Linked DNA regions of Homo sapiens: region 2 is linked to region 1. A link is a loop called in an ENCODE intact Hi-C map of the cell type or tissue named here. Cell type or tissue: PC-9. All regions are shown on one strand. Links, peaks and the distances in the headings refer to the core of each region. The heading gives the core; the rest is flanking DNA.

Evidence for each region. Peaks named below come from ENCODE experiments on the same cell type or tissue, not always from the same donor. Only the 100,000 strongest peaks of a DNase experiment are listed, where the experiment ranks them.
Region 2: a loop joins it to region 1, with 7 times the contacts of the local background. A loop is called at or near these places in 1 of 110 quality-filtered maps.

The regions. Positions count from the first base shown.
Region 1 is chr6:39,273,287-39,288,612 of GRCh38, forward strand. No RefSeq gene overlaps it. Among named protein-coding and RNA genes, the nearest start is that of KCNK17, 33 kb to the right of the region's middle. RefSeq lists enhancers at 1-188, 189-688. In PC-9, for the core only: no CTCF peak of the experiment used is centred there; DNase peaks (open chromatin) are centred at 6,345, 7,165 and 7,235; H3K4me3 peaks cover 799 bases; H3K27ac peaks cover 3,098 bases.
Region 2 is chr6:39,198,483-39,213,808 of GRCh38, forward strand. All of the region lies in intron 1 of KCNK5 (potassium two pore domain channel subfamily K member 5), which reads right to left. Among named protein-coding and RNA genes, the nearest start is that of KCNK5, 23 kb to the right of the region's middle. RefSeq lists enhancers at 4,550-5,749, 4,691-5,650, 5,651-6,610, 10,451-11,408, 11,437-11,977. In PC-9, for the core only: no CTCF peak of the experiment used is centred there; DNase peaks (open chromatin) are centred at 5,099 and 5,529; H3K4me3 peaks cover 1,733 bases; H3K27ac peaks cover 4,356 bases.

The DNA of each region.
Region 1 (15,326 bases), core at 4,954-9,953:
TTTTTAGTAGAGATAGGGTTTCACCATGTTGGTCAGGCTGGTCTCAGACTCCTGGCCTAAAGTGATCTGCCTGCCTTGGCCTCCCAAAGTGCTGGGATTACAGGCATGAGCCACCCTGCTCGGCCAGCTACTTCTTATTCAAATGCACAGTTTGCATGTGGCTCACAGCCAGTGGTGACCGATCAACCAGTGAAAGGGGTGGGCCTGTGCTGGTACCCAGCAGGCTCTCATGCCCCTGCCCTCCCCCGCCAGCCTACTCCTCCCAGTCTGAACCCCACCCTGCCAGCCCTGGTTCTTGGTCTTGGGGCTTTCTTCATTGCCTCCTCCCTTCACTCCCTGGTTCTCAGGGAAGCAGAAAGTTTTCCTTGCTGGCCAGAGCCCAGCCGCCCAGCCCAGGATTGCATGAGCCCTCCTCGCTCATTCTGGCTTCTTACTCATTTGTGCATGGAAATGCCCTGCCAGACTCGGCTTGACCACACTGACCTGCTTTCCCAGTTACAAGCTTCCCTCTTTGGTTCTCTCATCTTTCTTCTGAAGCTGCAGCTTCTTTGAAAATCTCCCCAATCCTTCCAGAGCCCCTTTGCCTCACCATGCACCCACACGAGGACATAACAGAGCCAAAGGTCTGGCCGACACATCCCGACACACCCTCACTCTGACACACAGACACCAAGGCACATTCACAAATAAGCACAGGGAGATGTGTAGATAGGAAGCTCAAGAGCACAGGGCCTGGGTCTGATTCTTTCAGTATTATATCCCTGAAGCCTGTCACTCAGGAGATGCTCAATAAGTATTTGTTGAATGAAAGAATGGGGTAGATGCAGGGATGAGCCATGCAGACCTCCCTGCAAGAAAGGATGATTGCCTGGCGTGAGGTGTGGTGTGCTGACAGTTCTAGCTGTTGGCCCCTTCAGGGACTACAGGGCTGGGACTAGGGTGAGAAGTGTAGCACCTAGGGCACAGAATCTAAGGATGTGGGCCAGGCGCCGTGGCTCATGCCTATAATCCCAGCCCTTTGGGAGGCTGAGGTGGGTGGATCACTTGGGATCAGGAGTTTGAGACCAGCCTGGCCAACATGGTGAAACCCTGTCTCTACTAAAATTACAAAAAATTAGCTGGGCATGGTGGGGGGCGCCTGTAATCTCAGCTACTCGGGAGTCTGAAGCAGGAGAATCACTTGAGCCTGGAAAGTGAAGGTTGCAGCGAGCTGAGATCATGCCATTACACTCCAGCCTGGGTGACAAGAATGAAACTCCATCTCAAAAAAAAAAAAAAGAATCTAAGGATGTGCTCACCTGCAGGAGTGTGCAAGCACCTCCTTACATGCTACGCCCTGGCTGCCTCACTGGCCTTGACTCAGGTGGCTAAGCACAGTAGTGGCTCTAGCACCTGGCCATTACCAACTCAAGGTTCCTCTAATGGGCAGTCTTTGCTCAGGAGTTCCCCACTGGGCTGGTGGATAGGGGTCAGATCTGCTTCACGGTCTCATGGTCTCTGCCCAATCCTGCTCTTGCCTGCTTCCTTTCCTCGGACTCACTCCCCAGCAAACCTTTCCTCATCTCTGCAGGTTCTTCCCAGATAACCTGACCTGTGACATTTCATGGACAGGTACATCCAGATTACAAAGAACCACACACACACAGACACACACACCCCTGTGAGTGCCCGAGGGCAGGGTCTGAGCCGTACCTTTATGTAAAGCTCAGTCCTGAACATATATCAGATGCTCAAGAACTCACCAATGAGTGACTGAATGGGACAGAGATCCCCAAGATAACTGACCACCTGGTGGGAGGCCAGTGACTGGATATGCTGACCTTGCTAGATGTTTCCAAATTGGGGTTCCCAGGGCATCCTTGAAGGCAGTGACAGAGGTGATAGAGCTGTTTGCAAGATTTAAATAGTCTCGTGGGATGTGTGCTTTTAGCTGAGAAAAGGCCACTCAGGTAAACTAAGAGGTGAGATCTTGTGCTTTTTGTGGGAATTATGTCAGGATAGTGCACTACTATGGAGCTATCTTGGGATGAGCAAAAGTTCCATCTGGCACTGACATATTAAAATGTTTTTCACTGGGCATCATGGAGACAGTGGAGAGGAATGGGAAGGTCCCATTCCTTTCCCATGGGAAAGTCCCATGGCTTTGGACTCCCCTGCCAGGTGTCATTAGGCAAATCAGCCTACATCTCTGAGTCTCAGTTTCCCCATCCGTAAAGTGGGATCTAGGAGTGTCCTCTGATGGGGCTGTAAAGACAATAATCTAAAGAACCCAGTATAGTGCCTTGCCCTGAGTGATTGGCAGCTACTGTTATTATCAGTTAGCATCTTTAGTTTGCACATTAAGACATTTTGACCCATGGAGTATAAGTGCCTTCAGGCTAGCTTGGCAGGGATTAGCTGAACTACCCCGAATGGACCAGGTCCAGACAGACGCTGTTAATTTTGAGAATAAGAGAAGGCTCCAACTCTGAGGCCACAGCAGACGGGCATGAAGTTGACGAAGTTCCTCTAGATTAAGGGACAGGTTGGAAGAGTAGGATTTGCAGAGAATCCTCAAGTTCCCAGCTTGGTGGGTGGTGGCAGGGAGGTGGAAGGACTGTCTGCACTTGTGGAATTAGGGTTTGGTCCATGTCCCAGGGATGTTCATGTATATCAGCCTGAAAGGTCAATACATGCAAATGATCTGATACCAGGATCCACCAGGAAGATGCACAGACCAGCCTTTCTATGGGTGCCCAAGGGGCTTTTAAGAAAGAAGACTGGTGGCTCACGCCTGTAATCCCAGAACTTTGGGAGGCCGAGGCAAGTGAGTCACCTGAGGTCAGGAGTTCGAGGCCAGCCTAGCCAACATGGTGAAACCCCATCTATAGTAAAAATACAAAATTAGCTGGGCATGATGGTACATGCCTGTAATCCCAGCTACTTGGGAGGCTGAGGCGGGAGAATCGCTTGAACCTGGGAGGCGGAGGTTGCAGTGAGCCGACATCATGCCATTTCACTCCAGCCTGGGCTACAGGGCGAAACTCCATCTCAAAAAAAAAAAACAAGAAAAAAAAAAAAAAAGAAAAGAAAACTGTTCCCTACACCCCTATGAGTCAGGGAGCTGCATATGAAGACTTTACACAGGCCATCTGGTCTCCTGGGAAATATACAGGTATGTTTCCGGTACGAAGACAGAGAGAAAGTGTGCCAAAGTGTTAACCAATAATTTATTCACTTAGGGAGTGGAATAATGAGCATTTCAAATTTTCTGCTTTACATTTTTGTTTGTTTTGTCTTCTGCAAATTTGCTTCTATGGCTTGATCATGTAGGTTGAGAGAGGGTGGAGTGGGCCAAGTCAACAAAAATGAAGACAGATAAAGAAAAAAAAAGACTGGATTATCCTCTGAGCCCAGTTAACCTGGGGGATGAGGCTCTAGACTCTGCACTTTGGTATAATGAACAAGAATCCTCACTGCCAGCTTATGGTTTCTAGTAAACAAGGAAGAGTCACTGCAAGCCTCCTCTCCAGGTGGGGGCAGGGATGGCCCATGAAGCCTGAATGAAGATCTCCTATTCTTATTTATTTTCCTCTTCCCTTCTGTACAAGGAAGGGAATATGGAGGTGAGACTCCCATTTCCCGCCAGGACAGCTCTCAGTGGAGTTGGAGGCTCAGAGAGAGCCCATAGGATAGGTCTCTCCTGTCTTACCCCAGGCCCAGCTCCTCACTCTGGGGAGGAAGGGTTTGGACACAGGGCCTTCAGATCATATAGTAAAGTTTGTGTTTGGCACCCTCACCTCTCTTTCCTGAGCTCTCTTCCTACTTCCATGCAAACCTCCTTGTCCCCCATTTAATTTAATGTTAAATGGGGGACAAACCTGTCCCCTAGGAAGTTTAATGTTCCTCCTGGCCCCCAGCCTTACATATTCCCAACTTGTCTCTTTCTCATCTCCAACCTCTCTTCCCACTTTTACATTTCCCTCACTGCCCTGTTCTGCGCTCTCTGTCAAGCATGCTGGCCACTAATTCATACTACAGTGTAAAGGGCCACCACTCTATAGTAACATTCATAAACAAGATACTTAGACAAGCAGTTTTGGCAATGGAAGTCAGTTAGAGGCACTATGATATGGTTTGGCTCTGTGTCCCCACCCAAATCTCATCTCGAATTGTAATCCCCATAATCCGCATGTGTCAAGAGTGGGACCTGGTGGGAGGTGATTGGATCATGGAGGCAGTGTCCACCATGCTGTTTTTGTGATAGTGAGTGAGTTCCCACGAGATCTGATAGTTTTATGTGTTTGACAGTTCCTCCTACTCTCTCTCTCTCTCGGCTGCTACCATGTAAGATCGTGCCTGCTTCCCCTACTGCCGTGATTGTAGCTTCCTGAGACCTCCCCAGCCATGCAGAACTGTGAGTTAATTAAACCTCTTTTCTCTATAAATTACCCAATTTCAGGCAGTTCTTTATAGCGGTGTGAAAATGGACTAATACAAGCCAGAACACAGTGCTGGAATCAGAAGGTCTGTCTTGAGTCTTGCATTTGCCTCTAAATCATTGGTTGACCTTGAACAAGTCATACCACCTTTCTGGGCTTCAATTTCCTAACCAGTGGAAATATAGAAGTTGTTTTTAAATTTTTTTTAAAGATTTAAGAGATTCTGTCACAAGATTCTGTCCCCATTATCTCATCTGATTCTCACACGAATCCTGCGGTTACATGGGCAGGAACCCTATTATTCTATTTGTCTTTCAAAATTGGGCTCAGATAAGCCTCTCTCCTGTACACCATTTCTTGACCCTCCCCACAAGTTAATCATTCTATCCTGGGGGTGGCCTCTGAAGCTGGCAATAGCTCTTGTGGTTCTACTCAACCCCCTCAATTTGCATCCAGGGCTGTGACCCCTTATTGTCCATTCGGGTGTCCAGGGCCTGGCACAAATAGGGCCTCGATGGCCATTGTAGGAAATGTTGAAGGACACCAACTCATATTGATGGGGCAGACTGCCATCCAGATCCTGACCTCCACCGTGTTAGCCTGTCTTCCACCGTGTTAGCTAGCCCACCCTGCTGGCCTCGAAACTCAGTAGGTAGGTGTGTCTTGATCATGGTCTCTAATCATAGTATTGAGAAGGAAAGATCAAAGGGTGGAGCCCTGAGCACCCTCAGTAGAGGCTGTTGCCCTCAGGACATCACACAGATGGTTCAAACACAGAAGAACTTCCAAATTACCTGCTCTGCCTGGGGCTGAATGTCATCATCTTATAAGTGCCTGTCCCAGGGCTGGCACCCAGTGGATGCTTCTCTGATGCCAAATGCTAGTTCTCATCTCTATTCTTTCCCTACCAGGTGAATCAGGCAGAGGGGAGATCCTAAGTAGGTTTCTTTTTCTTTTTCTTTTTTCTTTTTTTTTTGACACAGAGTCTCAGTCTGTCACCCAGGCTAGAGTGCAGTGGTGCGATCTCAGCCTCGGCTTACTGCAGTCTTCACCTCCTGAGTTCAAGTGATTCTCCTGCCTCAGCCTCCTGAGTACCTGGGACTATAGGCACGTGCCACCATGTCTGACTACTTTTTGTACTTTTAGTGGAGGTGGTGTTTCACCATGTTGGTCAGGCTAGTCTCAAACTCCTGACCTCAAGTGATCCATCCACCTCGGCCTCCCAAAGTGTTGGGATTACAGGTGTGAGCCACCACACCCGACCTAAGTGGGTTTCAATATGCACTGTTTATGGCTAAGCAGAGGGTCCTGGCACCACCTATTTCCCCAGCACCTGTAGCATTTTGTAACTTATCCAGAGGGCTTGTTTCTCGTGCCCGAAGTTCAGGTGGCCTTCTCCTTGGGAGCACTTTCGAGGGTGGAGGGTGTGGCAGCAGCTGGGTCACTGGCAGTGCGGTGAGGGAAAACAAGGGTCTGGAGCTGGGCAGTTCCGACTCCACCACACGCTGGCTGTGCCAGCTGGGCAGGTCTCTGCCCCTTTCAGGCCCCAATGCCTTTCTCCTGAAAGATGGGGATAATAACAGTAGCTACCTCATTGGGTTCATAAGAGGACTAGGTGATAAAATGTTTGTGAAGTGCCAGGTAGAGTAACCTAGAATCATAATTTTTATGATTATCTCCAAACACCGTTGCCATCAGCAGTAGGAAACACTGCTGCCATTGGCAGTAGGAAAAACTGGGCAGGACCCCTCCTGAGCAGCCCATGCCAGGACCTCAGGCTACAGTGACCCCAGGAGTTGCCTTGGCAGGAGAAGGGTATCCAGGCAGCTGTGCTCTCACCACTGGCTGGGGCTGGAATGTTCCGAGTGCTTGCATAAGAACCAGGATGGGGATCCAGGTAGCTCAGTGTTTGCAAAGCATAGCTTTCCCTGGGCCACAGAAGCTACCAGCCCTCATGGTGATGAAATGTGCCCACTGTGGGTGGAGCAGGTCAGCCACTGCCATGGCTGCCTTGCCCGCCTCGCCCCACTGGAGTAGCACAGAACAGTATGTCTTGCTCTGGGTTTCAGCCTGGCCCAAAGCCCAGGGTCCAGGTACAAGGGTGGAGGGTCAGGCAGAGGGAGTGAGGCAGCAGACCCCGGCATGAGCATTCGCTCTGCTGCTGGCAAGCAGGGTGGCCTTGGCCGGTCCTTCCCCTCAAAAGAGCTTGTTTTCAAGTGATTTCTAAGCCCCCTTTAGCTTGGAGAAGTTTCGTCCTCTCACACTCCTAGGGAAAGGCAGCCAGGTCAGTGTCCCGTAGCATTTCATGGCCCCCAATCTCTGGTTCTGCCAAGAAAACTAAAAGTTTGGGTTCTGGTTTTCCTTCTTCCTTCCTTCATTCAGGTTTTCCTAAGGGCTGAGCACATTCTGTTGCAGGAAGCACCTGTTCTTGAGGCTTCAGGGTCCAAGTGAGAAGAAAAGACAAAAGACCCCACATACCCCAAGTCAGTCAGGTGACAGCAAGTACCCAGAAGGGCTGAGACAGAGGGTGTGAGGACAGCTCTGAGGAGGACATCAGGGGCTGCCAGAGAGCGGGGTGTGGCACGCAGGAGGGAAGAGAGGGCGTTCCAGGTGGGAGCCTGCAAGAGCCCAAACCGGATGTGGTTGAGTCAGGAAGGGCAGGAGTCAGAGGCTTGGACAGCAAATCACTGGCCCTGAGATCACCCCAGGCTTTCACCACTGTGCATTGGCCCCTGCATGGATCTAGGGCCAGCCCTGCTGCAGGGGCTCCCTGGGGACTGGGCGTCCCCTGGCCCAGACCCACCCCATTGCCTCTGTCCGTACAGGAGCTGCCTGTGACCAGCTGAGAGCAGCAACCTCTGGGGACAAGGCTATGTGGCTGCCAAGGCTGTGGCAGTAGCTGACTCTCACTCATCACTCTCCCTTTCAGTTTTCTTTCCGGGTTCACTTCAGGAGCTGTGATTTTCCTACGGCTGAGTCACCCAGGGAAGGGCAATAATAAAGGGTGATTAACAGTGTTTCAGTTCCTAGGATTTCCCATCTCAGTTTATATGAATTTGGAGCAAAGCCACAGAAGTACAGGTGGTGAGGGAGGCAAGGGCCTTTGCAGGGACCTAAGGAGACCACTCCCCTCAGACTAGGGTTCCCTGAGGAGAGGGCTGCGTCTCCCCTCAGACTGGGGCTCCCTGAGGACGGGGCTGCGTCTCCCCTCAGACTAGGGTTCCCTGAGGAGAGGGCTGCGTCTCCCCTCAGACTGGGGCTCCCTGAGGACGGGGCTGCGTCTCCCCTCAGACTAGGGTTCCCTGAGGAGAGGGCTGCGTCTCCCCTCAGACTAGGGTTCCCTGAGGAGAGGGCTGCGTCTCCCCTCAGACTGGGGCTCCCTGAGGACGGGGCTGCGTCTCCCCTCAGACTAGGGCCCTGAGGACGGGGCTGTATCTTCGTTCTATCCCTTCTACTGGGGCTTCCTGAGGAGTGGGTACAGCTCTCTTTCTTCTGTACCAGGTCCACTGTAGCCATGGGCCATTGGGTACCTCTGCAGAGGTCCTATTGGGCCCACGGACTAGAGCAGAGCAGATGGCCTGGGTCCGCCTGGTAGGGTCTCTCCTCACACCAGGAAAAGATGACGACACAGAAAGTCCCTCATTTCTCCCCCGTGCTTGTGCTTGCTCTTCGTTCCTTTCTCCTTCTCTCAGTCAGACCACAAAGGGCTACAGCCCTTTCCTGCATCTCTCACTGCCCCTCCCACTACCTGTCCACTCCCACCCAGCCCTTTGGTCACTGTTCTGACCCAGAGCCACCCTGGTACTCATTGACCAGGGGGCAAAGGTGCCAGAACTGGGCACTGCCAGCAAAACCAGAGCCCAAGTCAACTGTGCAAGGAGGGGCTTCTCTCCTGTCTCCTCTCCACTGCTGGCTGACTAAAGTCCACCTGGACTCTCCTTGGCTGCAATCCCCAATGGGAGCTGCCGGCTAGAGAGAACTGACTTGCGCTGCCATGGCAGGATAGGTGACAGGAACGACCTGCTGGGAGCCTAGACCAGCTCCAGGAGAGGTCACCTTCCACCAGTGAAAGACACTACCAACACTTCCACCACCTCTCAGTGCTGTGGGTGACCGGGAGCTGCTCCTTGAGGTGACACCTGTGTGGCCTGGGGGCCCCTTCCACACACTGCTGTTCGTTCCCAGCAGCAGATCCTGTTGCAGAGCCATCCTCGGGACTGCGGGTGTTAACGAAGCCTGTGATCTTCCTCAGACTTTTCCACCAGAGAGGCACCTGAAGGAGCCACACCACATTCCCCTGAAGGCTTGTGTGTGGGCGTGGGCTTGGCTCAAAACAGCCAACCCAGAGCACCAGTGGGATCGCAAGTCTTCCGTTTATTGAATATCCACACAGGCATCTTACATTCTACTTCATCATACTGTTTAATGTGAAAATAATATTTTCCTCACATTCTTTGAGCCAAATTGCTGCTCTAGGAAGGTGGGGCACATTCATCCTGTGGCTTTCCTGCCCTGGGCACAATGGTGCTAGTGCTGGGTGCCCAGAGCAGGTGGCCCAGGGGCCCAGGTAACTTCAGATTTGGTCCCAATGCAGACGCATCTCCCCACTCAGGTGTGCAAGAAGCGTCTCTATCCTTCCTGGCCTCACCTTTCCTGGTGATTCCTGTGGAAGGCAGATTGGGTCACCTGTTCACCCAGGGGGTGCTCTCTGGCTGCAGGATGCCCTGCAGCTCCTCCTCCCCACTGCCCTCCAGCCTGCTAGGCCTCTACTCCCGCATCATTGGCTGAGAAGTCCCTTTGTCAGAGGCTACTGAGCTCTGCTCCTGGGGAGAGAACAGACGGGAATCCTGCTCACGGATGAAGGCCCTAGTGAAGCTGTGGACAGTTGGGAGTGCATGTCTCATCCCATTCCAGGAGGTCTTGTCCTGCCATGGCCCGCCTTTGCAGGCATGCAGTGGGCTGTGCTGGCTCCTGGCAGTGGCTGTGGCCTCCTGGCCAGAATCTGGGCAAACCCTGAGAAGGAGGTGCTGTGAGCACCTGGGGGAAGCTTCCCTTTCCCTCCTCCATACCCAATACATCAACAAGACCCAATATTTCTGCTTCTCAAATGCTTCTTGAATCCATTTCACTTTATTCAAGGTAGGCTTTATACAAATCTTATCACATTATTTTGCTTAAAACCCTTCCTTCCATGACTTCACACCAGACTCCTCATATAAAGTTTAACTGGTTTGCCAATCTCACCCTCCTCGTCTCTCAGCTCTGTCTCAATGCTGACTTCTTCTTTTTTTCCTTTAGCAGCTTTGCACATGCTGTTCCCTCCCTGCATGGAGCACTAAGCATCTACCCTGACGTCCCTCTGTCCCTCATTGCCCTACCTGTCTCTTCCACATCTGGCCACTTTCTCCTTCCTCCTCCCTTCCCAGCTTCCCAATTCCTCAGGCCAGGGTGGCTCTCAGAGCACTTTTCCACCTGGTTGGTGTTACTTGCTAGATGTTAACTGAGGTCCTTATTTCCTCAGGAGGACCATGACAAAGCAGAAAGCAGAAAAGTCACTGGACTTTGTGTCCTGAATCCTAAGCCCTTAGGGGAACTGAAAGGTTTAAGTCATTAAAAAAAAAAAGGGGAGACATTAGAAAAAAAAAAAGTAAACTGGACCATTCCCCACTCTTGTGGTAGCTTGTATTTTTCAAACGTGGCCATGGCCATAGTTTCTTTTCCACATGCTCTTCCAGAACCTTTCCAATCAAGAGTTGGATATTTCCTCATCCCATTGAAACTGAGTGGGATCTTGAGACGACTAGGTGGACAGAATGTGGCGCAAGCCTAATCTTCCCAGGGTAGGTCATTGCAGCAGTTCAGCTTCTCTCTCTCTTTCTGTCCATACTCACCCTTGAAAACCAGCCGCCGTGTTGTCAGGAAGCCAAGGCCACATGGGGAGGCCACCTGTACATATTCTAAGTTTTCAGCCAACAGCCAGGCATGTGAGTGAATCTTCAGATGATCTTGCTGCAGCCTTCCAGCTTCCCCAGCGGATGCCCAGCAGAACAGAAGTGTCCCCGCTGAGCCCTGCCTGAATTGTGAATTTTTTTGTTACATATCCACAGTAACTGAATCCCACCCTGCTCCCCATCCCTTCCTTGACTTGATAAATACTTTTCCTGGACTAGAAGAAAGGAGGTGATGGCAGAAAAGGAGTAGGCAGCATTGACAACAGATATATTCTCCTTCTACCTCATTTGAGGCAGCACTTGAAATAAAGATGGCATTATTAGAAAATAAAGAACATTATATTATGGCCAGGTGCAGTGGCTCATGCCTACAATCCCAGCACTTTGGGAGGCCGAGGTGGGCAGATCACCTGAGGACTGGAATTCAAGACCAGCCTGGCCAATATGGCGAAATCCTGTCTTTACTGAAAATACAAAAATTAGCTGGGTGTGGTGACCAGCACCTGTAATCCCAGCTACTCAGGTGGCTAAGGCAGGAGAATCACTTAAATCCGGGAGGCGGAGGGTGCAGTGAGCAGAGATCGCGCCATTGCCCTCCAGCCTGGGCGACAGAGTGAGACTCTGTCTCAAAAAAAAAAAAAAAAAAGAATAAAGAACATTATATTTTTCCTTTCACACACAGAACTGGGATTGCCTGTTGATGTGTTTGTGTCCGTGGCCCCATATCTGTATCCTCAATAGGCCCTGCCTGTCATTGTCTTGGTCCCTGTGACAACTCAGCTTAGAATAAGGCCTGTTATAGAGGAGATGCTTGATAAATATATGGCGATTAATGAATGAATCAATGATCAACGATTGAAGAGTGAATGAGTGAAACCCGAAGCCCTGTCATCATGAACTTTTTATAAAGATCTTGGTCATTGATTCAAAGAATACTCTCCTAAGTCAGACCGAGAGACTCTTTTTATAAATAAGGACACTGAAGTCCAGGGAGGGCAGGGATTGGCCCAAGGCCTCATGTCCAGCCAGTGGCAGAGCTGATCTAGAACTTGTCCAGGTGCCCAGCTCATGCTCTGCCCATCCATTCCTCACTGGCCCTGACTGCTGGGCCAGTCGGGCCCTGGAAAGGCTGGACTGGGTGGCAGTTGTTATCGCGTCTTTTTGTTGTTTTTGTTTTTGTTTTTGAGAGAGTCTTGCTCTGTCGCCCAGGCTGGAGTGCAATGGTGCGATCTCAGCTCACTGCAACCTCCATCTCCTGGGTTCAAGTGATTCTCCTGCCTCAGTCTTCCAAGTAGCTAGGATTACAGGTGCCTGCCACCATGCCTGGCTAAGTTTTGTATTTTTAGAAGAAATGGGGTTTTGCCATACTGGCCAGGTTGGTCTTGAACTCCTGGCCTCAAGTGATCCACCCACCTTGGCCCCCACAAAGTGCTGGGATTACATGTGTGAGCCACTGTGCATGGCCAGTTGTTGTGTCTTTGCTGTCATTATCTGCCCAGGAGTCTACTGGCTGGGCTGGTCCTGGCCTCTCAGGGGCAAAGGGACAGAGGCAGACAGGGAGCCCTTGTAGGTTGGGGATGGGACCAGGAGGAGGTGTTGTGAAAGAGGACCTGGCATGCAGGTCATCCATAAATATTGGTTGAGTTGAATTGAAATAAACACCCAAATAGATATATAATGACAAGCTTGCATGGTAAGTGCCATGAGATTTCAGGGAGATGTGAGGACCTACGAAGCGGGTTATGGCCTCTTTCTGGGAAGCCCTGTAAGGAGATGGCCTGGAGCTGAGCTCTACTGGAGAGGAGAGTGGGTGTGTGGGATGGGGTGAGTGGAGGCTCTGCCCATGTTCTAGGCAGTGTCTGAGGAACCAGGAGAGCTGATACCTACTGCAGAGAGGGGAGAGCAGAGTATGGTGGTGACAGAGAAGCCAAGGCAGGCAAGGTAGGTGGAGAAGCCAAGGCAGGCAAGGTGGCCTGGAGGCCATGTTTGGGGTTTTGCACATTGTCCTGGGAGCAATGGGAAATTATTGAGGCATTTTTGGCAGAGGCAGGACAGATCAGTTCTGTCTTTTTAGAAGGCTTCTGTGACAGCTGCGTGGAGAATGGATGGGAGGGGGCTCTTGTGAGATGGAGAAAATGGTAGTGTGAAACTGCGTGGTGGCAGTGAAGCTGGGGAGAAGCGGCCAGAACTTAGAGGTCAAACAATAGGATTTTGCACTGAATTGGCAGTGAGGGGTTGGGAGAAAGAGGTCAAGCATTCATTCATTTACCAGTCACAAAACAGCTCCTGGGTGCCCACCACACGCCAGAGACAGTCAGGAGCTAGCAAAGTCCCATCCTCCTGAAGTTTATCTTCTAGTGGGTTTTGTTTTTTTAAAAATGGGCTTATTGAGATATAATATACATACCACACAGTTTACCCATTTAAATTGTACAAGTCAATGGTTCTTAGTATAATTCATAGATATGCGCCAACTTCAACACAGTCTATTTTAGAACACTTTCTTTTTTCTTGAGACAGGTTCTCCCTCTGTTTCCCAGGCCAGAGGGTAGTGGTAAGATCACGGCTCACTGCAGCCTCAACCTCCTGGGCTCAAGAGATCCTCCTGCCTTAGCCTTCTGAGTACCTAGAAACACAGGTGTGTGCCACCATGCTCCATTAATATTTTTCTATTTTTGTAGAGATGGGGCCTCAACATGTTGCCCATGCTGGTCTTGAAATCCTGGACTCAAGCTCTACTCCTCCATCAGCCTCCCAAAGTGCTGGGATTACAGGCATGAGCAACTACTCCTGGCCACTTTCTTCACCTCAAGAAGAAACCCTGGACCAGGCGTGGTGGCTCACGCCTGTAATCCCAGCACTTTGGGAGGCTGAGGCGGGCGGATCACCTGAGGTCAGGAGTTTGAGACCAGCCTGACCAACATAGAGAAACCCCGTCTCTACTAAAAATACAAAAATACCAGGTGTGGTGGCGCATGCCTGTAATCCCAGCTACTCGGGAGGCTAAGGCAGGAGAATTGCTTGAACCCGGGAGGCGGAGGTTGCGGTGAGTTGAGATCATGCCATTGCACTACAGCCTGAGCTCGAAACTCCATCTCAAAAAAAAAAAAAAAAAAAAAAGAAGAAGAAGAAACCCTGTATCCTTTAGTTATCACTTCCTTTTTTTTTTTTTTTTTTTTAAGACAGGGTCTCACTCTGTCACCCAGGCTGGAGTGCAATGGTGCAATCTCAGCTCACTGCAACCTCTGCCTCCAGATTTCAAGGGTTCAAGCGATTCTCGTGCCTCAGCCTCCCTAGTAGTTGGGATTACAGGCAGGTGCCCGCCACTACACCCGGCTAATTTTTGTAGTTTTAGTAGAAATGGGGTTTCACCATGTTGGCCAGGCTGGTCTTGAACTCCTGACCTTAGGTGATCCACCCACCTTGGCCTCCCAAAGTCCTGGGATTACAGGCATGAGCCACCGTGCCCGGCCTTGTTATCACTTCCTATTCCACCCCTCTTTCCCCACCGCCAGCCCTAAGCAACTACTAATCTACTTTTACCCTCTATAGATTTCCCTGTCTGGGCCTGTTTTGGAGGTAAGATCATGTTTATGACCTGGGGCATTGTGGTAGAAACTCCTGATTTCTCCCACTATTCAATCTTTTACCTTTTCATAACATAATCTCACTATTTAGATGGGCACTTTGTCACCTGCTAAGAGATTACATTTCCCAGTTTCCATTGAAGGGAGATGTGACTGTGCTACCAAGTTCTAACCAATGAAATGTAAGAAACTGTTCCACTGGCTGTTTAATAAAGAAATCTCCTTAAAATGGTGTGGAGTGTGGCGTGTGTTCTTCTCCCCTTTTTCCTTCTTCCTTTCTGACTGAATGCAGACCAGATGGCTGGAGCTCAAGCAGCCATCTTGAACCACGAGATGATGCAGAAGGGGATGATGCTGACTGCTTAGCTCTAGGAACTCAAAGGAGAAATCTGATTCAGAGATAACAATTTGAGAGACACCGAACTGTAGTTAGTCGTTGAAATCTTGGCAGGGTACTTCATGACTTAGGGAGCAAACAGAGAATGAGAAAAGAAGATGGCCTAAGGCTGAGCCTTGAGGAAAATCAAGGTTTACAGAAGAGATGAGCTGGCAATGGAAATTCCAGTTAAGGGCTCCAGCCTCCACCGGCCATATTATAGGGTCTTTAGTGTCTTCCTCTGCAACTCCCTTATCTGTAACTATCAAGATTCTTAGAGATTTACTCAGCCCTGAAGGGCTAAGTCCTGAGTTTCAGCACCAGGGAGAACTAGAGCTATATAACCCAAATATGTCCACAAATCTCAAGGCCACAGGTCACTATTATAAATTGGTACTGCACGTTCCTCTCCCTGAATATCTCAAAGGATTTATGCAAATTGATCCGCCTCTTCCCCTAAGCGCTGAACAATGGATGCTTCGTTGCCCAACATTTGAGTATCTAAATGCTCTCCAGAAGTGACTCTTTGCCGGACAAAGAGGGACAGTTGTCCTCCATTTCAGGAAGGAAGGAAAAAACCAAGACGGGAAAGAAGGAGACAGAAAGGAAGACAGCAAAGAAAAAACGAAATAAGGAAAGAGGGAAAAAATACAGACAGATTATCGTGCTATACCTGAAAAGGTGTGGCCAGGTAGGCAGGAGGAAACCCAGGAGACCCGCAGCCACACAGATGCCAAGCTGCTGAGAGGGGCAAGTAAGGTGAGGTTGGAAAGTGTCTCCCGGACTTTGTAACATGGAGGTCTGCCCTCGCAGAGATGTTTTGGGGTCAGACTCGGCGCTGGAGTGGGTGAGGAGTGTGGCCAGACGAGGAAGCAGGGTTAAAGGCTGTCTTTGGAGGCACTGCCAGGTGGTGTGAACACCCAGAGCTTCCAAGTCAGGCTGGAGGCTGGCTTGAATGCTGGCCCCAACATCACCATCTCACTGAAATGAG
Region 2 (15,326 bases), core at 3,522-8,521, 76 kb before region 1:
TGGATATAGGGGCCAAAATCAACAACATACAAGTATCCACTTAAATGTTTAAGTCTTATACTTTGGATTGGAAAAGACTGGTAGAGGATTGAAGGGAAAAGTCCCTGGATATTAGCTGACCATGGATCAACAAACAGTAATCCTACTGTCCTGCTGTCACAAGAAAAGTAAATGCAATCTCAGGCTATGTCAACTCCAGGTCTATCCAGGGCTGGGAGGTAACAAGCCCACTGTTGCTTGCAGGGTCAGGCCATATATGGGGCACCTTGTTTCATTCTGGGTGTCAGACTTCACATGATATGCTAACCAACAGGCCAAAGTCCAAGGGGGAGATGGGGTGGCTGTTTTGGATAATGAGTCTACAAAGGGCTACTCCTTGTAGTAATCAATTTCTGATAATGCAAAGTATTTAGACCAGGGTAGCCAGCATCCATCAAGGGTGTTGTGGAAGGTATGTCTGGAACAGGGGTTCTCCACTGGGGTGGTAGTGCCTTTTGGAAGTGTCTGGAAATGCTTTCTAAGGAGGAATGTTGCATGTACCAGGCACTGTTCTAGGCAGTGAGTATACTGCAGTGAACGGACGGAATCCCTGCCCTCCTCTTATGTTTATTCTAATGGGTGATGGGAGATGCTCTGGCATTGAGAAGGCAAGGGGCTAGAGATGCTAAATGCCCTGCAATTCACAGGACAACCACACCCACAAGGCCAAAAATGCTCCCCCTGGGAAATGCTAGTGCCAAAGGTAACCTGTGATTTGGGAATCATTTAGTAAGTGCTAAGGAGACATCAAACAAAAGAACTGGCAAAACAGGGTAACTGAAGAAGGCATTAAGTTTGGGAGTGGGGAGAGGTGGAAGAGCTGGGCTTTCTACCCTTCACCCCACTGATGGTGTGCCCTTTGGGGACCAGCTGGCAGCCTCAGGCCCTGGCTTATCAGGCAGCCACAGCATTATGTGCTTTCCCCATGACTTCTAGTATCCCTCTGTGGTTGCCCAACAAGGGGCGGGCAAAGGAGGCACTGGAGAGAGCCCCTAACTCCCCGGGGCTGCAAGCACTACTCATTCCTTGCAAAGACCCAGTGGTGGCAATTACACCCACTGGGCGGAGAGAGGTTGGTTACCTGGCAGAACTGGGCTAGGTTGTAGACTGTCTGGTTTCAAGTCTGCAAGTTCAAGCCTCCCTGCCTCCATCTGCCTGGGTCTGCCTGCCCCTGGGCTGCCCCACTGCCCCTTGCGGTTGCCTCCTCTGCTGTGGTTCCCAAGCAGCTGGCCTGGGAATCAGCTCAGCTCCACCCAAGTGCTGGTGGAGAGAAGCTGTGCTAGTGCTGCTGTATGTCAGACACCCCTCGCCGGGGCTTTTACACACGTTACCTAACTGGCTCTTCCTGTCATTCTGCCAGGCATCACTTGGCAGAGGAGGAAAGCCAGGCTCAGGGAGCTGAGGTCTGGATGTGAATTTGGGGTGCTAGCTCCCTATTCCCACTGTGTGTATCTGTGGATACCTCACTGATCATGGCTGGGATTATGCAGGAAGAGGAGGGGGCTTTAATTGGTCTCCCAGAACAGAAAAGCTGACCCAGGACTAAGGCCATCACTGGGTTAGGGGAAGGGACATGGGAGAGCCAGGTAAACACCCTGTCAGACAAGGCGTCCCGTCCTCGGGGTTAGGGAAACAGCTTTCGCGGGAGGAGGCGGCCCCTGTTCACTGGCTGGATTCTTTAACTTGGCTCCCAAATTCACACGAGACAATATTTTCATTTTCCATACAAGCCTGGAGAGTAATGGGAAAAGGGGAGCCTGCACAAAGCTCAGGCCCAGCTCTTGTTTGGGAACGGAGTAGAGTTCCCTGTCTCCATCACCGTCACCATAAAGCAGCTGTGATTTACGGAGGGCTTCCTATGTGCCAAGAGTTGGGTAAAGCATTTTATGTGCCTTTAGCTCATTTAGAGAGGACAGATTCTTGCTGGGAAGATACTATAATTTTTTTCCATTTTGCAACTGAGGATTTGAGGCTTACAGAGGTTAAGAAAGTGCTAAAAACAGTGAAGCCAAGACTAGAACCCAGGCCCATCTGGGTCCTAATTGCTGTTCTCCTATCTCCTGTCCCCATAAAGGCCACAGGAAAGAGGCCTGTGCATACTCCCACCCACTTCCCACCAGCTGAAAAAACAGTGCCCTAAAACCAGTCCAGCCACTCTGACCAGCTCTCATGCTGTTGCTCCAGTGAGGAAACAGCCATGTGTGCCCTTGCCCAGAGCTTCAGATGTCCAGCTGCCCCAACCCCACCTTCCCAGGTGCTCACTGTGCTGACTGAGTAATCTTGACTCCCAGACATCCCCTCATCCCCCAAGGATCTGAGGCTTCCCTTGGCAGTGGTGGGGCATCCCCTTCCTGGAGAGAGGGATCTAGATTGGGGCTTTGGGACATGCCACCCACCTTCAGACATGGGCAGGCAGGGCAAGGTGGGGGCTTCCCCTTTACGGGGTGGGGTAAGGGAAACCAAAGTCAAGATGTTAGCCTGTTGGGATCACAGCTATCTGGCACCCATAGAGCTACTCCCGGCCCTGCCTCCAGCTCCACAGCCGCCATCACTTTAGGATCACAGGACTCTTTCTTGCTCTGCAGGATACAGCCTTAACAGTCTTCCTCCATTCCAGCCTCTGCTAGACTCCTGGATTGTCAGTGGTTCATGGGTTAATGGGTTAATGGGTTAATGGGTTCATGGGCCAACCCTCCTTTACCATTCCCAGCTGCATCAATTCTTTTTTCTTCTTTTTTTTTTTTTTTGCGATGAGAGTCTCACTCTGTTGCCCAGGCTAGAGTACAGTGGCGTGATCTCAGCTCACTGCAACCTCAGCCTCCCGGGTTTAAGCAATTCTCCTGCCTTAGCCTCCCGAGTAGCTGGGATTACAGGCAGGTGCCACCATGCCCAGCTAATTTTGTATTTTTAGTAGAGACGGGGTTTCTCCATGTCGGTCAGGCTGGTCTCAAACTCCTGACCTCCGGTGATCCACCTGCCTCGGGCTCCCAAAGTGCTGGGATTACAGGCATGAGCCACCACTCCCAGCAATCAATTCTTAATTCACTGTGTCAAAGCTCACTTGGCCCTGCGGAGGGATGGTAAAATTGGGCCCTGGAAGGGAAAATAGAGCTGACCCTCTTATGTGCGTGTGCTTGGTAGTACAGAAAGAAACTTATCATTCCTCTCACCTCCCTTCCCAGCAACCTTGTAAGGGGTGTGGGCATGGCTATTCATTCTTATTTCATAAATAATACATTGATATTTAAGCACTTATGAAGACAAGCACCTAAATCCAAGCACTTTACTTATCTCACAAAATGCCAGTACCCTCTAAAGTTTACTGTATTTTAGTTTAAAGTATTACTACCCCCATCTTACAGAAGCATTTGCCCAAGGTCACAGAGCTAGTTAGTTGTGGAGCTGGGATGAGGGCCCAGGTGGCTTCTAACCTCTGCACTATCTAGAGACGGGGGTGAAAGGCATGCAGGTGAGCTTCTAGGTGCAAGTGAAACGGCCTACCAGGCAATATCCACAGACATGCAGAGACTCCCCTAGAGTGCCAGCTTCATGGGGACAGGGCCTTTTGTTTTGTTTTTCACTGATGTATTCCCCAAACTTAGAACACTGCCTAGCACACAGTAGCTATTCAACAAATATTTACTGAATGAGTGAATAAATACATTTAAATAAATAAGGGTATATTCCCTGGCCTCAACTAACTTGTCCTCTAGTGCCCCTCCATCCCCAACCACTTCCAGCATCGTTCTGCAGTTGGCTTTTCACTAAATTCATCAGTTAAACAAGGTGGAAGCCTGAAGAGCAAGAGGGCAGGAAGGAGAGGCACAGACCCCAGCGGCGGCGGGGCTCACAGGGGCTGCTGAAACCACCAGCCTCCAACTGGTCTTGGGTTGCAGAGGTGGGGATCACCAGGTTGAGAGGAGAGGGCAGGGGGCAGGAGCTGGGGAAGGGGCAAGGTGAGGGAGGCAGACAAGAGCCCAGAGGAGAGGGTTCAAGATGGGAGAGTAATCAGCAGTGGAGTGGGAGAGGTCCCTCAGGTGACTGGGACTGTCCTTCCTGCAGGGAGGCCTGTCCCCTTGGGAAACTCCACGAGGGCAGTAAATGTACCGAGAGCAGGCAAAGGAACAGAAGAGTCAATAGAAATTGCACATCTACTTCCAGCTGACCACTTTCCTTACTGAATCCCAAAGCCCCTCCTCTCTGAGGGCACTCAATCAATCCCATTGGCAGCAGGGCCTCTGCAGCTCAGGTTTAGCTCTATCTAGGAAGCCACAGGGCCATCTTCCAAATGCAGACCTGTGCTCATGGAAAAGGTGGAACCAACCTGGATTTGAATCAGAGGGGTCTCTCGATGGCTGGCAGCAAGCCTCTGGGTAAATAACTCAGCCTCTCAGCCTTACTTTCTCTGTCTGTAAAATAACACCTACTCTGCACACATGAAAAGAACCTAGGACTCAGTAAGCACTGGATAAATGTATCTGCAATCAATATTGTGATTCACACGTGTGTCCGTCAGGAACAAGACCCTGCAGAGATCTGAGACCCAGGAGCAAAGCTGCTCACCCCCAAAGCTGAAGCAGATGGGCTGGCATGTCCTGGACAAGCAGTAGAGAAGGACTAGGGATTTCAAGCCCTGTGCCTGGAAGACAGGAAAGGGTGAGAACACTGTCCCTAACCTTCTTCACAACTGCCAACTCTTCCCATTTCCCCATTTTAACAGAGAAAACTGTCGATTTTCAGCCTGATCCATCAGCTCCCTCAGGCCACATGGAGGAAGGGACTGTGGTTCCAGAGATGTTCCCTGGCCACCTGATGGCTGGGAGTCAGGGGCAGAGGGAAACGGGCAAGCCCAAGATGCCTCACCCCATCCCTCAGAGGCCCCATCTCTCCTGGCCTCTGCCCCTCAGAGGCTCACAGCCACCCTGGCCAGTTTCTCGTCCAACCAAGCAAGTTGGGCAGGGCTGCTGAGGGAAAGAAATGCCACCACTGGTCCCATCCTGTCTTCACCACTTCCCCCCCATCACCCCTGGCAGCCGCCAGTACCTCCCCAGGTGAGGCTGAGGCCAGGAGGTGTTAGATGGCAGCTTCTCTGAACTCTAGTCCAACTCCCTCCCAGCCCCCACCCAGCGTGAACATGAAGCAAGACAATGGGCAGTGGCTCTCGGTACAGGCTGCCCAGTAGATCCCCTTGGAGGTTAAATAAATGCTATGCCTGGTCCCCAACTGCAGATATTCTGTTGACCTGGCACAACTTTTAAAAAGCTCCAGAAGTGATTCTAATATGCAGGGGCTGCCCTAGTGGAAGCTGACAGGGGGAGGGAGGCTCAGGCCTTCTCCATCTTCCTGTCTAAAAAGGAGTATGCAGGGCAGAGAGAAGGAATTCTTGGTATTTTCCTCACTGCCTCTCCCCCCGGGTCAGGTGACCAGGGTGTGGCTCGGAGGGCAGCTGTAGTTTACGAGCAAGGTATTGGCAAGGGCCCAGTGGTGCCACCCTGATACCTGCACCAGCAGCCAACCCAGCTCGCCTGAGCTTTGTCTCTCCCAGGGAAGGAGCAGATACTGGACGAAAGGCAGCAGGGCCACACCCGTCTCCTCGAAGACCAGAGCTGGGCTGTTGCAAAGCGGACTTTGTTAACTTGTGGTTGCTTATCTCTTTTCTCAGATTTGCTCTGATATCTATCTGGAGTATGGATCACATTTGAGAAGAAGGCAGGCAGGCCAAATCAATGGCTGGAGGCTTTGGTGTGCTAGGACGTCGGCGCAGGGCCTAAAAACCCAGGCTCAGCTCAGCTCTGCCAGTACTGTCTTGAGATCCTCGAAGAATCTTTGATTGCTTTGCCTGCCTGCTTCTCTGTACAATGAGGAGGTTGGACTATGACTACTGGAGTCCCCCTGCCTGGGCAGGTGATACCTCCCCTACCTCCTCTCCATAGCACATTCAAGAAAATGCATTTCTATCCTCAGGACTTAGCTCATCAGTCACCATACTACTTCTTAACCTGGACTACAAACTGAGATCATCTGAGAGAGCTTGGAAAAATACTCCTGCCCGGGTCCTGCCCCTAGAGATGCCAAGAGAAATAGTCTGGGGCTTGAACTGCGAACCAGGATGCTGCAAAGCTCCCCCAGGTGATTCTAATCTTATGTTCAGCCAAGTTTCAAACGCACTGCCCTAGATCCAATCCATTCTCCCTCATTAGGGACTTGAGCGCAGCCCCACCCCTGACATTAGCACGGGGCAGGCTGTGCATGCACACAGGCAGAACTGTCCTCTTGTCCACCTTTGGGCTTCCCCCAGCCTGCCCTCCTGGGCCATCTCTCAGCAGTCTCTGCAGAGCCCAGAGGCACTGCTAGGTCTCACGCTCAGGAGGGCAAGCCCCTGCCAGATGGGAGCAGGTTTTCAGCAGAAACCCTGGGCTTCTGACTTTCACAGGCCTGGGAGCCCTGTCCTCACTGGGAGGAACAAAGAAAACAAGGCAGGTGACCCTGCCCGCATTGTTCTCAGGCTGGGACGGTAATCCCCCAGGGCAGGGGGGCAGCTGGGCATCCCTCCTGTGAGAACAAGCCCAGGGCAGAGCTGACCTGAGGTTGCAGGTTTGGCTAAGGCAAGCAGTGAAGGGCTGGTGGGGCCCAAGCTCAGGATGGAATGTCAGCGTGAGCTCTCAGGCACCTGGAGGGCTGAGCTGATCAGTGACTGACACTGGAAATCCCTGTGCGGGCAGACACAGGGGACCTCGAGGGCCCCTTCCTGGTCCCACAGCACTGCTGTGTGCCTGAGAAGTGGGCCTGGGGAGCAGGAAAGAGCCCCCTCCCTCTCAAACACACATACCAGATGACCCTCTGAGGCCATGCTCTCAAAATCTACCCCTGCCTCATCTTCTCAGGGAAGGTGGGATGTGTCCAGGGAGGCTTAAATGACAAGAGGGACATCCTTCATTTACCTATAGCTTCTCTACCCCAATTCACAACCACTGCCCTGCCCAGGGTGGCTATGGCCCAGGTCCATGGTCCTGTGCTGGTGTCTCTGCCCTATCTGGGACACTGAGGCCTGGATTTGTGACTTTGTCCCCTTCTCTGCCCCCAGAGTTCAGATCCCAGGGGTGTCTGACACCTCTCTGCCCTGAGCGATGCCAAGGGGTGTCTCCCAATTAGTGGGACAACAGTGTCAGTAGGGACAGGAAACAGTTTTAGCTGGGATCCCTTGAGCCTGTCCAGCTGGGCAGAGCAGCCTCCTCCATTCCTCCATAAGGCTGTGGGTCACTAGGAAGAGGCCTTACTTCTAAGGTGGGGTTAGAGAGCTCTAGCCCAAGCCCCTGCACTTGGATTGGGCCCCTGGCACATTGTCCTTTCCAGGGAAGCCAGCAGTGCTCTCAGGCCTGGCTCATTCCTCCCCGACTTGGTTAATAAGGGCCTGAGTTAGCATTTCCCCACCAAAACCCCACATTCATCAAGCACCTCTCACACCCATAACTCCTCTTCCACCGTCTAATCTGAGACCTAAGACCCTGAAGGGAAACCAGACAAAATGGATACACTATTCCCATTCTGTAGATGAGGAATCTATAGAGAGGCTAGAAAGATGGTGAAGCCAAACAGAAAGATGGTGAAGCCAAACAGCAAGCTGGTGACCCAGCAGAGCAGGTGAGGCCCTGTCCACAGAACAACCAGCCCTCCACTTGCCACCCGGAACTGGGCTGAGAAACACCAACCAAAGCACAGCAGGGAATGTGCAGGTAGACACTGGTGACATAGCAGAGATAAAGGGCTGTGCTGTGCGGTCATACCCACGGATCTGACCTGACTATATGAGTTAGGGTAAGCGCGTGCCTACGCTCCCTACCCCATTCCCCTGCAGATGCCTCAGATTTACCTTGACCTTGGGGTGGGGTCAAGGATCAGCTACAGGAAGCCACCAGCCACTCAAGGTTTCTAAAAACAGTCCTTGGAGCAGGCCAGAAAGGTGGCTGTGGGAACTGCTGACTCATCACCTTCCCATCCCGGGCCAATGACCTGAGGGAGGTGCAGTTCCCGGGCCGCCCAGCTGCCCCTCGCGTGCTGGCCTGCTTCCTGTCCTCCCAAACCCAGCTCTGCACTGGCACACAAGCTGGGCTGGCCAGTCTCTCCAACACAAATATCAAGTGTGGGGCCCTCTCTGAGCAGCACAGGGGAGAGGGCAGAGGGGAAAGGCCACATCTGGGTTCAAAATCCTGACTCCAGCATCCACTAGCGGGTTACCTGGGGCATGTCTTATCACCTCTCTGAGCTTAACACTCCGTATCTGGAAAACAAGAGTCATGGCTTCACTGTGTTGGCGCGTCGATTACAAAAAAATGATGAACAGCTCAGTGCTGGGCACATGGGGCGTGTTCCAGAAACGAGCACTGGGAAGGAAAATAAATGTGACTATTATTGCTCTGTGAATAGAACAAGGGGCTTGGGGAGGACACCTCCATTCTGAGGGTCTGTGTCTGCTGCATGTGGCCTCCAGAGCTGGGGAGCTGGGCTAGGTGTTGACAGCAATGCCCTCCTTCCATTTACCACCTCCTGGGCATGGGCCAGTCCCTCCGGCTCAGCAGTTCACCCCCCTGTGCCTTTGCAGGTGCCTTCCTGCAGCTCACTCTTACTTCAATCAGGTTTCACCTGAATGTCCCCTCCTGAAAGAGGCCATGCCACCTGGAATATTAAGCCTCCGTCCCGCTCCCGCTCCTCACCTCACTGCACTCATCACTACCTGACATTCTACTAGGCATCTGTTTCTCTGGCTTCCTAGTTATCTACCCTAAATAGATCATGAGCCCTACAAGGAGAGACTCATGGATCCCTTAATCACAGAACAGAACCTAGCTCTAGTATGTGCTCAAGTATTTGCCAATGAATGACTGAGTCTCCAAGACGTGTGCCTTCCAAGGCTGGACGGTGGGCTCTAGCTCCACTGGAGAAGGCAGGGAGCCCAGACAGGTGCAGGCACAGTGCGGGTTGATGACTGTTTCCAGGCCCCGGGGTCTCCTCCCTACCCTACCTGTTTGCAAGCCCAAAGCCCCCAGAGGTTCTAGCCCTGGTGAGTCAGTTCCCCTGCGGACTCTGGAACCATCAGGATTCCAGAGGAAGCAGGCAGGTGGGTGGCGGGGGTGGGGGGTAGGAGCTGAGGGATACCAGGGTGTTTGAAGGCCTGATGGCCCCAGCTCTCCCCATGCATTGCTGCTGATTTCCTGCCCTTCCAGCAGTGGGAAGGAAGGATGCTCTGATCCATGAGGCTCTTTAGTCCTTGTGGCTGCCAGTCCTGTTCTCCTGGACACATCTGCCTGCCCTGGGCCCCCTTGCCGGGGGCTCTAAGGACAAGTCTCACCACCGCCAATACCGCCAGACTCCTACCTCCCTGGGAGGAAGCTGGCTCCTGACCCTTGTGCCACATTTGTCTCTCTAGGTTACACCTGTATCCTTGAACACAGTTGGGGCTGACACTACCCTACCTCTTGCCTCTCAGAATGCCCCTGACAACCTAGCAAATTCCCCAACCCAGGGGCCTCCTCACCTGCTCTTCCCTCCTCCCTCTCCCCCTGTGCCTGTGGCTGGCAGCTTAGGGTAATAAGTAACTGCCATCCTTGAGGGCTGAGGTTCTGATAAGAGATTATTAAGCCTACCCATTTATTACAGTTTGTTTAAGATTATCAAGTGGTTAAACTGTAAACCTCTTCATTAATTAAAAAAGAAAAGCCTATGAGGAACCAGGATGGGATTAATCCTGTACCAGGGGTGGGGCCACTGGGTTTCTCTACCCCTATGAAGTAAGCTCCCTGCCTGCTTAATACACAACATTCCCCTTCCCACCCAAACCGGGCCCCCAGGGAGCTCATTCAAGGAGCTGGTTTTCTCATCCACCCACGGCCTCTGAGCATGATCTTGCCCCCATCTTTCTTCTCAAAGCCCCCTGCAGGATCCTCCTGAGAGCCAACCACCTGTCCCGAAATCCTTCCTTATTGTCTGACTCTAACCTAAATCCCTCCGGCTGCAGTCCAAGCCCATTTCCTTTGGTTCAGTCTGCGTCTGAGACAGACAACAGCTGGCCTCCATCCTCTCTGGAATAAATTGTATAAGAAACTACCAGCAAACCAGCACAGACATCTTGGGATGGATGGCATTCTGTGCAGGGGGGGAGGGGGCTTTCTGCCATGATGACCCCCAGATCCTGAACGCAAACCCCACCAGAAGACTGAGTCACAATTAGAGACAAGAGCAAGATCTCGATGCCCAACAACCTCAAAATCACTGGGCAAGATGCAAAAGGAGGCTGGGCACAGTGGCTCATGCCTATAATCCCAGCACTTTGGGAGGCCGAAACTGGCAGATCATCTGAGGTCAGGAGTTTGAGACCAGCCTGACCAACATGGTGAAACCCCATCTCTACTAAAAATGCAAAAATTAGCTGGGCATGGTGGTGCATGCCTGTGGTCCCAGCTACTCAGGAGGCTGAAGCAGGGAGAAGTGCTGGAACCCGGGAGATGGAGGTTGCAGTGAGCTGAGATCACACCACTGTACTCCAGCCTGGGTGACAGAGAGAGATTCAGTCTCAAAAAAAAAAGCAAAAGGAGTATTTAGGAGTATTACCCTAAAGTTCAGGCTCCCTGACTCAGATCTCAGGCCACACATCAGTTACCCCAGGGGCTCTGGTCACCAAGGCCCCCATTTGGAAACCACAGGGTTGCAATTCAAAGACGATCCCCAAATAGTGTAGGAAAGAAGAGGGAGCCTATACATGTGGCTGCTATCCCCTGACCATGCACTACCCCTGCCCTCACCATCCAGGTATGCCAGGAAGCAGACAGGCCAGCCAGGCACAGCTGTCCTGCCTCTTCTGCCCTGTATGCATTGCCCCCGCCCACCATCCATCCCCAGCCAACTGGGGCGTGGGACGTGACTGGGATTAAGAAACAGAGCCATTTTGTGCTGAAGGTATGGAAAAATACTGCCAGGCCCTCCTAGTACAGAGAGGCTAGGCTGAGGTGAGGGATGGGGTGGGGGTTGGAAAAACCTCCAACTCCCCTAACCTGGGGCCCAGGATGAGAGGCCAGGCAACAGGAAATGGAAATTCTTCACTCTGAGACATAGCCCCATTGTGAAATGCGAGAGGCAGAAGGAACGAGGGCCATGCCTCAGACACACACACATCCTTTCTCTCCTCCACAAGGGCTGGGATTTTAAGCACAGACGTTTCCAAGCCTGTTTAACCCCTAACACCCAACCAGGCTCTGGCAAGGCCTCAGCCTTCCTGGTGGAGTGAAAGAACATTTGACAGATGAGCCTGTATAGCATTGGCTACTCCCTAGCCTGGAGTCATGACTGCGCTTTCTTCACCTGTAAAACGGGAACGATGCCACCTCCTCATCAATTCTCAAGGTTATGGATCAAAAGGCTCGATAGAGAGCAGGAAGGCTGGTGCATAGGCAAGTTAGAGATGCTCCCGATGCATGAACTTGTTTACAAACGTCCAGGGTTGTGGGGTAAGAGTGCTTTGTATGTGGCCGGGAGGATATAATGAAAGAAGGGAAAGTAATGTGCCAGGTTTCTAAGTCAGGCAGGGGAGCAGGCCCTATGCCTCACACAGCTGCATCCTGTCCCCCTGTGAACTGTTTTCAGTGAGTGGTAACAGGGGCAGCCACTTGTCAGACTTGCCCAGGGAGGTCCGTCTCCCCTCAAGCCTGCTGAAGCAGAGCCCTTCATCCCGGGCTGCTGAGAGCTAAACAACTGACCAAGCAGTGGACTGCCAGGACACAGTCCCTTGGCCCTCTCCCCATGTGTAAAATTAGGCTCCTGGCTACTTCCCAGGAAGAGTAGGGGAACAGGAGGGCAAGGTGGTAGAACAGGGGGTTCTCGTCACCTTCACTCCCCCTAGGGACCCCTGGGCCATGCCCCTCTTTGGAGGCACAAAAATGTAGCTGGGCACACCTGCTATAAATGCCAGATCTAGCCAGGCACCAGCTCCCCGACCCATGCACAGGGCAACCCACCCAACCTATTAACCCAACAACGATGGGGCCAGAGTCATGGACAAACTTCTGTTGCTCAATGAAGCTCAAACCAGGGTCGACTGATTCATCAAGTGTTTGCTGAACACCAACCATGTGCCCAGGCACTGGGCAAAATAAAGGAAGTGCAAGACACAGACCCTGCTCAGGAGGATCTCATAGTTTAACAAGAGACAGGCAGGAGTCGGGAAAGAGGGACATGACAGCAGAAGATGGCAGAGAAAGCAGCCAACAAACCAACAGCGAGGCCAGGACAGTCCCAGGGGCTCACTCCATGCTCCTTCAAGCCCAAGCAATGGAGCATGAAGCAGAGCAAGAAGCCAAAACACAGATGGGGAACTGAGGCTCAAAAGACATGAATGAACAAGGACCAGAGCAATTTCCCAGTCAGGTGTTCCACCCATCCTAAAAACAGTGCCCGCCCCTCCTCCCCTTCCCCTACTCCACCTTTCCTGGCCCGGGACCCCCACCATGGGCCCTAAAAAAACCTGGAAAACTGAAAATTTTAGCCGTCCCCTTCTTCCATTCCTTCTAGATTTGTGGTGGGAAGATAGTTTTCACCCTAAGAAGAGAAATACCTGCTTAGCTGGTAAAATCACCTGATCAGTGTACATTATGAACCATAAGAGCTGAGGGATACTTGGTGCTTCCCCGCAGAGTGGGGAGGCTGGGCTGGAGCAGGCCATTAGAAGGAATCTGGAGACTATGAGCAACAAGTCAGAGATCAATGAAAAAGGATTCTCTTTCTACAGCCTGGTCCACCTCCAAGGGAGCCACTGCTGAACAATCTGAGTCCACGAGGACTGACCTGGCAAGGCAATCACACGGCTTGCACAAACACATGCTTTCTGTCAGCTGGTCCAGGGGGTGCGCTCGCCTCGGCTGTGCTTACAAGTTTTCCAGTGGATAGGACCAGAGCAGAAATGAAAGCTGACGAGGCGCAGAGGGAGGCCAGATGTGGCATTAGAAACCTCGGGTTCTGGCCCAATACTCTAGTACTGCCCAAGAGAACTCTCCGATGATGGAAATGCTCTGTATTTGCGCAGTCCCCACTGGCTACGGAGCACTAGAAATGTAGCCAGTGACTGGAGAACTAAAATTGAATTTTATTAGTTTTAATTTTAAATTAAGCAGGCAGGCTGGGTGCGGTGGCTCATGCCTATAATCCCAGCACTTTGGGAGGCCAACGTGGGTAGATCACATGAGGTCAGGAGTTCAAGACCAGCCTGACCAACATGGTGAAACCCCGTCTCTACTAAAAATACAAAAATTAGCTGGGCATGGTGGTGAATGCCTATAGTCCCAGCTACTCTGGAGGTTGAGGCAAGAGAATCTCTTGAACCCAGGAGACGGAGGTTGCAGTGAGCTGAGATCGTACCATTGCATTCCAGCCTGGACAACAAGAGCAAAACTCTGTCTCAAAAAGAAAAAAAGAAAAGAAAAAATTAAATTAAGCAGGCAGGCCAGGCACGGCGGCTCAGGCCTGTAATCCCAGCACTTTGGGAGGCTGAGGTAGGCAGATCACTTGGAAGTCAGGAGTTCAAGACCAGCCTAGCCAACATGGTGAAACCCCGTCTCTACAAAACATACAAAAATTAGCCAGGTGTGGTCGTGCATGCCTGTAATCCCAGCTACTCAGGAGGCTTGAGGCAGGATAATGGCTTGAACCCAGGAAGCAGAGGTAGCAGTGTGCCAAGATGGCACCACTGCACTCCAGCCTGGGTGACAGAGAGAGATTCTGTCTCAAAAAATAAATAAGTAAGCAGGCGTAATGATTAGTAATATCAAGTCAAAAAGGTAAAATTGCATAGCGGCATGTGGGTAGTGACTACCATACTAGTACCAAGACTGTATCAAGCACATCCTACCTGCAGCCTCCTTTGGCAGAGCCTGCCTCCCCTGGACCCTCAGGATGACCCATGCCATGGGCCACTGTCCATAGCACATTCCTGACTTTGGATTACAAACAGTCCTGTGCTGTTTCAAGTCTTGCCTGTGCTTGTGTTTTTCGTTCATCTGAAGGACAGGGCAAGTCTTGGGCCCCCACGGGACCGGGTGGAGCTGAGAGCACAGTGGGTCCAAGGCTGCACTTGTCCATGGGCCTCTGCAGGACTCCCCTCCCAGACCACACCCCCACCACCTTTGTGTGGGAAATGGATCAACACTGGAAACAGCCGGATGGGTGTCCCTGGCCCTGCCACACTCTCTTCTTGGTGACTCTCTGTCCTGGTATACTACCTCCAACTTGGTCTGCAGACCAAAGGCTCACCTAGTTTCTCTTGTCCTTCTCCTCAAAGCATTCCACAGCACTGCTGCCAAGGAAGCTAGCAGTCTGCTAGCTAAATTTAAAGACTCAAAAGACAAGAACGAACTAGGCTCGAAAGACATGAATGAACTAGGACCAGAGCATCTCCCAGTCAGGTGTTCAATACAGTCCCCGGGAACCAATCCAGGTTGGTATCCTTGGAGGGGGATTGGTTCCAAGACCCCCTGTGGATACCCAGATCTGCAGTGCTCAAGTCCCACAGTCAGTCCTTTGGAGCCCACAGATACGAAGGGTCAACTATACACTGTTAGTGATTACAAAAGTGATACTGGTTTTCAGAGTATGTTCTGCTAAAACCAGATGTTTGTATACCTCACACATTAAAAATAACCAGTGTGGAAGTGGGTAATGGTACATGCATGTATTTTATCCCTTAAAAAATTGAGTTATTTGTTATAAAAGCAATACAACCACATTACAGAAAATGTGAGAGGCAGAGAAAGAAAAAGTCATCAATAATCCTGTCTCCCCAACTCGGCCCTGCCTGGCTTCTGTTTTTAAATTGAGTTTCTATGACGCAATATTAACGGAGAGAACCACACACTTTAACTTGCATCTTCCTGCTTTCCTCACCCTCCTCATCTTGATTTTGTATAACTTGAAGTCTGGTTCATGCCTCAGGCCCACTTTGAGAAACACCAAATGGAAGCACCAGGTCCCTATTCCAGCCTGTCTAAGGGTCTCCCATGCCACAGGCCAGAGCCCACCAGTTCAATAAGCACAGATTAAATTGTGTGCAGAGCAGTGGGGAAGAGGGGTGTAAGAATGTGTATACACGGGTGGGAAGCCGGCCTCAGGCAGCTTAGAGTCTAGGGAAAATTTTAAGATGTGTACACAGGCTGGGTGTGGTGGCTCACACCTATAATCCCAGCATTTTGGGAGGCTGAGGTGGGCGGATCATGAGGTTAGAAGTTCCAGACCAGTCTGGTCAACATAGT